Regions from separate parts of the Homo sapiens genome. Here region 1 is linked to region 2. A link is an interaction called in ENCODE POLR2A ChIA-PET data of the cell type or tissue named here. Cell type or tissue: Panc1. All regions are shown on one strand. Links, peaks and the distances in the headings refer to the core of each region. The heading gives the core; the rest is flanking DNA.

What was found. ChIA-PET counts read pairs that join two places held together with the same protein. Peaks named below come from ENCODE experiments on the same cell type or tissue, not always from the same donor. Only the 100,000 strongest peaks of a DNase experiment are listed, where the experiment ranks them.
Region 1: POLR2A ChIA-PET joins it to region 2 with 5 read pairs; 5 of 35 experiments call an interaction of 5 or more read pairs at or near these places.

Annotation. Positions count from the first base shown.
Region 1 is chr3:185,852,418-185,857,468 of GRCh38, forward strand. No RefSeq gene overlaps it. Among named protein-coding and RNA genes, the nearest start is that of IGF2BP2, 30 kb to the left of the region's middle. In Panc1, for the core only: no CTCF peak of the experiment used is centred there; no DNase peak of the experiment used is centred there.
Region 2 is chr3:185,726,845-185,731,895 of GRCh38, forward strand. The region is part of intron 2 of IGF2BP2 (insulin like growth factor 2 mRNA binding protein 2); the gene reads right to left. It overlaps IGF2BP2-AS1 (IGF2BP2 antisense RNA 1), which reads left to right. Exons shown (of 8, transcript NR_126326.1): 6 at 1,615-1,741; 7 at 1,843-2,026; 8 at 2,829-2,943. Among named protein-coding and RNA genes, the nearest start is that of IGF2BP2-AS1, 16 kb to the left of the region's middle. RefSeq lists enhancers at 907-1,758, 1,759-2,610, 4,979-5,051. In Panc1, for the core only: no CTCF peak of the experiment used is centred there; a DNase peak (open chromatin) is centred at 2,717; H3K27ac peaks cover 1,470 bases.

The DNA of each region.
Region 1 (5,051 bases), core at 1,539-4,038, 130 kb after region 2:
TATTGTGTTATGGATTACCTTAATTTGTGTAGAATTATTATGGTTGACATAATAAAGCATAAAGATGTTTGCATTAAGTCATAGAAATTAATCTCTTGGTCTATCAATACAGGTCCAAATTTGGTTATGCAAATGATCTAGTGTCTATAGGTAATCAACATCTGGGAAAAGGATATAACAAGACATTTTATTTAATACAAATTGCTTCATTGCATAGAGATATGAGTCTCCAGTGAGGAGGGAAATATTTACATAAGGAATACATGATATTCAGTGGGGAAAAAGGAACACAAACCCCAAATCTCTAGAGGCGAGGGTTGGGAAATACAGTTTATGTGAGCCAGGCCCAGGGTAGAGTATGAACAATGAGGAAATAACAAATAGCCTGGCCTCTAGAGCTCAAAAGAGAGTCATTTTCTTTTAAGGGCGTGGAAGTACATTCTGCCCATCATGAGGCCATAGCAAGGGTATGAATGTAAAGAGTGGAAAATTCTAAACTCGACAAGCTTTGAGGTTGGAGCTAGAAGGCCCCGAGACCCACTGTGGGCACCCTGTGGGAGCTCTGGACAATGATGACTCAGTCTGTGAACTGCACTCCTGGAGCCTAAGCACTGGTTCTACATTTTACTCTCCCCACCTTTTTGTTTTTTTGCAAAAATGAGATTATGTCTCATTTAATCAACTAATTTTGCAGTATACCTGAACTATTTTTCAAATTATTAAATATTCTTCTACAATTTCTTTTCTTTTTTTTTTTCTGAGACAGAGTCTTGCTCTATTGCCCAGGCTGGAGTGCAGTGGTGCAATCTCTGCTCACTGCAGCCTCCACTTCCTGGGTTCAAGCAATTCTCTGCCTCAGCCTCCTGAGTAGCTAGGATTACAGGCGCCTGCCACCATGCCTGGCTAAGTTTTGTATTTTTAGTAGAGATGGGGTTTCACCATGTTAGCCAGGTCGGTCTCGAACTCCTAACCTCGTGATCCACCTGCCTCAGGCTCCCAAAGTTCTGGGATTACAGGTGTGAGCCACTGTGCCCGGCCTACAATTTCATTTTAATGTCTACAAAGCATTCTCTTCTATGGTCCACTGTCCTAGGGCATTTGCTTATTTAGGATGGGAAATCAGATAGAAACACTTTTCTCCCACGTTCTATCCTCCACCTTTTTTTTCTTTTTCTTTCTTTTTTCCTTTTTTTTTTTTTTTTTTGAGACAGAGTCTCACTCTATTGCCCAGGCTGCAGTGCAGTGGCGCAATCTCGGCTCCCTGCAACCTCCATCTCCCAGATTCAAGCAATTCTCCTGCCTCAGCCTCCCGAGTAGCTGGGACCACAGGTGCATGCCACCACACCCAGCTAATTTTTGTATTTGTAGTAGAGAGGGGGTTTCACCATTTTGGCTAGGCTGATCTTGAACTCCTGGCCTCAAGCGATCCACCCGCCTTGGCCTTCCAAAGCTCTGGGTTTACAGGCATGAGCCACTGTGCCCAGCCTGTTTTTTTTATTTGTTTTGTTTTTTGTTTTTATTGGAGACAGAGTCTCACTCTGTAGCACAGGCTGGAATGCACTGGCATGATCTCAGCTCACTGCAACCTCCGCCTCCCAGATTTAAGCAATTCTCATGCCTTAGCCTCCCAAGTAGCTGGAACTACAGGCATGCACCACAACACCCAGCTAATTTTTTGTATTTTAGTAAAGATGGGGTTTCATTATGTTGCCCAGGCTGGTCTCAAACTCCTGAGCTCAGGCAATCCACCCACCTTGGCCTCCCAAAGTTGTAAGATTACAGACATAAGCTACCACTGCACTCAGCCCTTCACCTTTTTTTCTGTTTTTTTGGTTTTTTTTAAATATGAATCTAGGCCAGGTGCGGTGGCTCACGCCTGTAATCCCAGCATTTTGGGAGGCCAAGGCAGGCGGATCACGAGGTCAGGAGATCAAGACCATCCTGGCTAACACAGTGAAACTCCGTCTCTACTAAAAATACAAAAAGAAATTAGCCAGGCATGGTGGCGGGCACCTGTAGTCCCAGCTACTACTCGGGAAGTTGAGGCAGAAGAGTGGGGTGAACCTAGGAGGCGCAGCTTGCAGTGAGCCGAGATCGCACCACTGCACTCCAGCCTGGGCGACAGAGTGAGACTCCATCTCAAAAAAAATAAAATAAAATAAGAATCTATACCCAAAGCAAACATGCTAAATAAAAACATCAGAAAATAAGTTAATTGGAGAGAAAAATCAAAGAGAATAAAATACATGAAACATTTTGATCAAAACAATGAAACAGGCCAGGCACAGAAGCTCACACCTGTAATCCCAACACTTTGGGAGGCCAAGGCAGGTGGCTCACTTGAGGTCAGGAGTTTGAGACCAGCCTGGCCAACATGGTGAAACGCTGTCTCTACTAAAAATACAAAAATTAGCTGGGTATGGTGGTGGGCACCTGTAATCTCAGTTACTTGGGAGGCTGAGGCAGGAGAATCGCTTGAACCTGGGAGGTGGAGGTTGCAGTGAGCCAAGATTGTGCCACTGCACTCCAGCCTGGGCAACAGAGTAAGACTCTGTCTCAAAAAAAAAAAAAAAAAAAAAAAAAAAGCTAGGTGTGGTAGCTCACACCTGTAATCCCAGCACTTTGGGAGGCCAAGATGGGCAGATCACCTGAGGTCGGGAGTTCGAGACCAGCCTGACCAACATGGAGAAACCCCATCTCTACTAAAAATACAAAATTAGCTGGGCATGATGGCACATGCCTATAATCCCAGCTACTCGGGAGGCTGAGGTAGGAGAATTGCTTGAACCCAGGAGGCAGACTTTACGATGAGCTGAGATTGTGCCATTGCACTCCAGGCTGGGCAACAAGAGCGAAACTCTATCTCAAAAAACAAAACAAAAAACAATGAAACAAGAAATAAATAGGCTGGGAATGGTGGCTCATGCATGTAATCCCAGAACTTTGGGAGGCTGAGGCTGGCAGATCACTTGAGGTCAGGAGTTTGAGACCAGCCTGGCCAACATGGTGAAATCTCATCTCTACAAAAAATACAAGGGCCGGGCGTGGTGGCTCACACCTGTAATCCCAGCACTTTGGGAGGGTGAGTCGGGCAGATCACGAGGTCAGGAGATCAAGACCATCCTGGCTAACACAGTGAAACCCTGTCTCTACTAAAAATACAAAAAATTAGCCAGGCGTGGTGGCAGGCACCTGTAGTCCCAGCTACTTGGGGGGCTGAGGCAGGAGAATGGCGTGAACCTGGGAGGCGGAGCTGGCAGTGAGCCAAGATTGTGCCACTGCACTCCAGCCTGGGCAACAGAGCAAGACTCTGTCTCAAAAAGAAAAAAAAAAAATTAGGTGGGCATGGTGGCATGCGCCTATAGTCCCAGCTACTCAGGAGGCTGAGGTAAAAGAATCACTTGAACCTGGGAGGAAGAGTTTGTAGTGAGCCAAGATTGTACCACTGCACTCCAGCCTGGGTGACAGAGTGAGGCTCTGTCTCAAATTAAAAAAAAAAAAGAAAAAAGAAAAGAAAAGGAAAGAAAGAGAGGGAGAGAGAAAGAGAGAGAGAAAGAAAGAGACTTAAAGGACATTCTCTAAATATTAATATTTAATAAGAAATAGCTATGAGCAAGCATACCATGAGACATAAAATTTTATACATTTTAAAATAAATCCAAACCCTGGATATTTATTCCAAGCATATGATTCAAAACAAGAATAAACTACAGAATGTATGGCTAAGTGGCTCCTAGCAGACACAGTTCTTGCACAGATTACTGTAAAACTCCAGACAAAATACAACACAAAACTTTGAAGGCATTTTAGAATAAACAAAAGCAGGCAGATTCTGGAGAGGAGTCAACACTCAAGGAAAAAAAAAAAAAAAGGAACATCACAGGGTAAATTATCCATTTATAGAGCTTTTTTCCTGAAGTCAGACCATAGTCAGCACTGCATGTAGTGACTACAACAGACAAAACACTTGCTGAAAAACCACCAGACAAAATTCAGGGAATCCTCTGGTGCTGGTGAGGGGAAGGTAGAATCCCAGAAAGAAAAGACTCATATTGGAAGGGTAATAAATTTTGTATATAAAGTCTGTCCAAATTTCTGTTCGACCCCTGAACCACATAGGCATGAGACAGATGTGAGCTAAGAACAAGAGAATTTGAGCTGCCATCAAAGATATGGAGTTTACAGTTTAAGTTCAACTCAAATTAGTTCTCTGTTTTTAAATTACCCATGTTCTTTAGAGAATATAAAATAATTCAGAATCTCTACAAGATAGCATTGACAAGGTCTAGGATACAGTCTGAAGACTCAGGAAAATATGACATCAACAGAGACCAATGGTGAGAACACTCAAAACTTAAAATTAGTAGATAGGGATTTAACAGCTATTATAACTATGTTCAAAGAAGTAAAGGAAAATATGCTCACAATAAATGAAAAGATAGGGAACCTTAGGGGGTAAATAGGGACCATATCAAATAACCAAATAGAAATTTTAGAACTGAAATATACAATTTCTGAAATTAAAATCTCACTGGATGATTTTAACAGGAGAATATAGATGACAGAGGAACAACCCAGGAAGCTTGAAAAAATCCAATCTGAATAACAAATGAAAAATATTGAAAAAATAAACAGAGCCCCAGAGACTTGTGGGACAATATAAAATGTCCAATATATCTATTATCAAAGGAAAGACAGAATGAAGCAAAGAGAAAATTTTAGAAAACAGCCAATTTTTTTTTATTTAGTGAAAATTATAAATTTACAGATTAAAGAAAGTCAGTGAAATCCAAGCCAGAAACTCTAAAGAAAATTATGCTTAGAAGCAGCACAGTCAAAATTCTGAAAAAAGATAAAGGGAAAATCATGAAAACATTACATACAGGGGAACAATGATTTAAGTGACTAATTACTTTTAGTAGAAATTTTATGGAGACAGTAAAACAATATGTTTTAAATTCTGAAAAATAAATCATCAACCCAGAATTACATATTCAGCAAAAAATATATTTCAACAATAAAAGTGAAAGAATTACCTTTTCAGATTAAAA
Region 2 (5,051 bases), core at 1,652-4,151:
GACCACAAGGTTCTCTGAAACTTACCAAGGGGGTTGTGGGAAAAAAAGGTGCAGCCAGCCAGATTCTGGAAACAACAGAAGAAATTACAGGAGGCCGAGCACGGTGGCTCACGCCTGTAATCCCAGCACTTTGGGAGGCCAAGGCGGGTGGATCACCGGAGGTCAGGAGTTTGAAACCAGCCTGGCCAACATCGTGAAACCCCATCTCTACTAAAAATACAAAACTAGCTGGGTGTGGTGGCAGGCACCTGTAATCCCAGCTACTCAGGAGGCTGAGGCAGGAGAATCGCTTGAACCTGGGAGGCAGAGGTTGCAGTGAGCTGAGATCATGCCACTGAACTCCAGCCTGGGCGACAGAGAGAGACTCCGTCTCAAAAAAAAAAAAAAAAAGTAAAAGAAAAAGAAAAAGAAATCACAGGAGCAATGGAGATCGTTAAGAACAGCAAGGGAGACGCAGAGCCCTCCGGAAGGTTAGTCTGGGCAGATCCAGAGGCTGTGGGGAGGGGCCTCACAGAGCGGGCTATGCACCAGCCTTAGCCTCCTCACTTGGGGCAGACACAGCATGAACATGGCTGGCTTGGACTGAGGCTCTTGGCCTCAAAGACAGAACAGTAATTGGATTACTCACAGGTTGAACAGGTGAACAAAAAGGTAGTGCTGTGGATGAGAACACCTCAGGGGGCCCCAGAAACAGTGAAGAGGAAGAGTAATGGTTTTGTGAAAAAGACTTTACTTGAAATCCCTGGAGAAGCAGTAGCATCATAATCCTTCCTCTTCCTATATTTACTTTTTTCCTAAAAATTCAATTTCTTAATAAAACTAAAAATGCAATCATGACACTGTTTGAATATTATAAATTAGATGGAGTGGAGGATAAACAAAGTTGGCACAGGGAAGGCAAGAGGCATTTACTGAATGTCTATCATATGCCCTCTCAATATTTAGAATCCCCTCATGAGATACTGGCAGCCCATTTTACACAGACTAAACAGAGACTTAGAAAGGATAAATCTTTTACCCAAGGCCATGCAGCTAGTCTATGATGGAGCCAGGATTCCAGCCCTGACATGCCTCATTCCAGAGCTCTTGTTCTTTTCTGTATACTGCACTACCTACATCTCAACAGTCGTGAGTTCAACATTAATCAGGTCTGAACTAATGAGATTTACTATAATGCCCCGGAGATGACTGTACCCTACAGCTGGAGAATGCATAGGGAGGGGCACTTCCGTTACGTATACCTGAACTATGTTTGCGATTCACACAAAATAAAGAATTGACCAGGACCAACCCCAGCCTATGAGAGGCAAAGTTACTGCTGCCCGCTTTACCCCACCCTAGAGCGCCCTCTGATCCACACTCTCACACTGCCTTCCAGCTTTCCCACGGCGCCAGACCCTTGCTGCTCCTGGGCCCCTTCCCCTTGCTCCCTTCATCAGGCGCTCTCCGCTCCTCCAGCCCATCAGCGCCTTGACTCGGGTGGCAAGAGTTGGTAGGTTAACCAGATTCACCAATCCCTGTTAAGTCGCTCACTCACATGTTACCCTTCTAGGATATGGGCTTTTTGTGTTTTTGTTTTTTAACTCAGTTAACATGTACTTTACCACCATAAAGGTAAAATGACAATGGTGGACGTCTCATTCATCCTGGAAGACTGACAGAGGAGACAGCTTCAAGGCAAGCAGGGCTTTGGCCATTTCCCCAGCCCATCAACCAGCCAATCACAAAATCAAAAAACTAGGTGAGTCTTATAATTTTCAAAATACTAATTAATATTTATGGTTTAACTATTGAACAGATTTGCTTAGTGAGGTAGGTACTATTATGACATCCATTTTACAGAGAGTACACAGTCACGAAAAGGTCCAATAACCTCCCAAAGGCTCACAGCTCATAAGCAGCAGGAGCAGGATTCAAACGCAGGCAATCAAAACCCCGAGTCATGCTCTTAACCACTACGCCACGAGTTCTCAAAGCGTGACCTGCACACCCTTGGAATCCTCAAGACCCTTTCAGGGGTTATTAGGTAAAACCCATTTTCCTAATCATACCAAGATGTTATTTGCCTTGTTTATCGTGTTAGTATTTTCACTCATGGTGCAAAAGCAATGGCGGGTAAAACTGCCAGTGCCTGAGGCTGCATGAAGGCAGTGGCTCCACACTGCACCAAGTCGTACGCTCACTGTTGTGTACTCTTAGTGGAGGAGGGAAAGCCAGCTTCACTTAAAACTGTCCTTGACAAAGCAGTAAAGATTACTGCTTTTTTTTTTTCCACAAAAATTTTGACCCTGGAATGCAGATCTTTTAAAATATTTGGTGTGACAAAATGGAAAGTATGCAGAAAACACTATTGCTGCATCCTGAAGTAAGATGTCTCAGGAAAGGCAACTGTGTGATCATTTGAATTGGGAGCTGAAATGGCCACTTTCTTCCTGGGTATGTCATTTGTACTTGACAGAACAGACAGACAGTGATGACCATTCAGATCTGGGTAGCTCTCACACATTTTTCTTGAAATGAATAAAGTCCGCCTGTCACTGCAAATAAAACAACTCACAGTATTTGTTGCCAATGATAAAATTTGACCTCTTAAGAACTAGAATTTTGGAATACTTTTATTTACTATTATGAGCTTGCAGCTTCCCAATACTCGTCATGATAGTGATGAATGTAATTTTTTGGTATTGTATGGTGCAACATCAACATCCGGAAGATCTGAATAACCCAGTGACTCAATATTTTCCAAATGACTAATGTATAATGCTACAAAACCCTGCATTAGTAAAAAATTTTAATGTAACAGAATATTAACGTTCATATGCTTTCAGATACTACATGGCAACTAACCTTTAAGAAACTACTGCTTGTCAAATTTTGTTGTAGTATCAAAGAAGAATATCCATAATTATCTGAAAAGGCTATTAAAATACTCTTTGCCAATTACATATCTGGATGAACCCAGATTTCCTTCATATTTTTCAACCAAAATAATGTATTGCATCAGATTGAGTGCAGAGGCAGACATGCGAATATATGTATCTTCTCTTAAGCAAGGCATCAGAGAGATTTGTAAAAACAAAAAGGTAAAACAATGTATCCATTCTCGCTAAGATTTTTAGACTTTAGAAAAAATATTGTTTTGGTTTTCATGTCTCCAGGGGTATGTGTGCAGGTTTGTTACGTGGATATACTGCATAATGAAGTTTGGGTTTCTACTGAACCCATCACTCAAATAGTGAACACTGTACACAATAGTTAATTTTTAGCCCTCACCCCACTCCCACCCTTTCCCCTTTGTGTTCCCAGTGTCTGCTATTTTCATCTTTATGTCTATGTGTAGCCACTGCTTAGCTCCCACTATGAGTGAGAACATGCAGTATTTGAGTTATTTCACATAAGATAATGTGAAATACAAATGGTGCTGCAAGAGAAATAATTTCATTCCTTTGTATGGCTGCATAGTATTCCGTGGTATATTTATACCACCTTTTCTTTATCCAATCATCAGTTGATGGGCACCCAGGTTGATTCCACGACTTTGCTATGGTGAACGGTACGATGATAAACATACAAGCGCAGGTGTCTTTTTTTTTTTTTTTTTTTTTTTGAGACGGAGTTTGACTCTTGTTTCCCAGGCTGGAGTGCAATGGCACAGTCTCGGCTCACCACAACCTCCACCTCCAGGGTTCAAACAGTTCTCATACCTCAGCCTCCTGAGTAGCTGGGATTACAAGCATGCGCCACCACGCCCGGCTAATTTTGTATTTTTAGTAGAGACCGGGTTTCTCCATGTTGGTCAGGCTCGTCTCGAGCTCCCGACCTCAGGTGATCTGCCCACCTTGGCTTCCCAAGACACCAGCCCAGGTGTCTTTTTTATACAATGGTTCCCTTTGGGTAGATGCCCAGGAGTGAGATGATGGTAGTTCTATTTTTAGTTCTTCAAGAAATCTCCGTACTGTTTTCCATAGAGGTTGTACTAATTTACACTTACACTAACAGGGTATAAGGATTCCTTTTTCTCTGCATCCACCCCAACATCTGTTGTTTTTTTTGAGTTTTTAATAATAGCCATTCTGACTGGTATAAGATAATACCTCAATGTGGTTTTAATTCACATTTCTCTGATGGTTAGTAATGTTTAGTATTCAGAAAATATAGTTATTTTAAATAAACTGATGTTTACATTAAAATGTAATTTTTTAAAAAAATGAATGAATAAATACTTTAAAACTTCCTCGGTTTTAACTCCAGATGTGGTAAATATCAAAAGCTCTTTGGATTCCTCAGTAATTTTTAAGAGTATAAAGGGATACAGAGACCAAAATTTGAAAATCACTGCTGTACAGAATGGAACCTAGAAGGAGAGAAGACAAAGAGCAGGCTGTGTAGCTGCATCACTTTCTTTTTTTTTTTTTTTTTTGAGATGGAGTCTTGCTGTATTACCCAGGCTGGAGCGCAATGGTGCAATCTTGGTTCACTGCGGCCTCCGCCTCCTGGGTTCCAGTGATTCTCCCGCCTCAGCCTCCCTAGTAGCTGGGATTACAGGCATGTGCCACCACTCCAGCTAATTTTTGTATTTTTAATAGAGACTAGAGATGAGGTTTCACCATGTTGGCCAGGCTGGTCTTGAACTCCTGACCTCAGGTGATCCGCTCACCTCAGCCTCCCAAAGTGCTAAGATAACAGGCGTGAGCCGCTGCACCAGGTCTGCATCACTTTCTAGGTGACGGAGGGGAGCCATGCCTAGTCACTATGAATTTTACAGACTTCTCGGCAAGTAAGTTTCAAGGACCCAATTTCTTATCGGTCTTTAAGGCTTAATGACAATAAATTTTAAAGATCAGTCTTGGCCAGGCGCAGTGGCTCATGCCTGTAATCCCAGCACTTTGGGAGGCCGAGGCGGGCGGATCACGAGGTCAGGAGATTTGAGACCATCCTGGCTAACATGGTGAAACCCCATCTCTACTAAAATACACACAAAAAAATAATTAGCCGGGCGTCGGGGCGGGTGCCTGTAGTCCCAGCTACTCAGGAGGCTGAGGCAGGAGAAT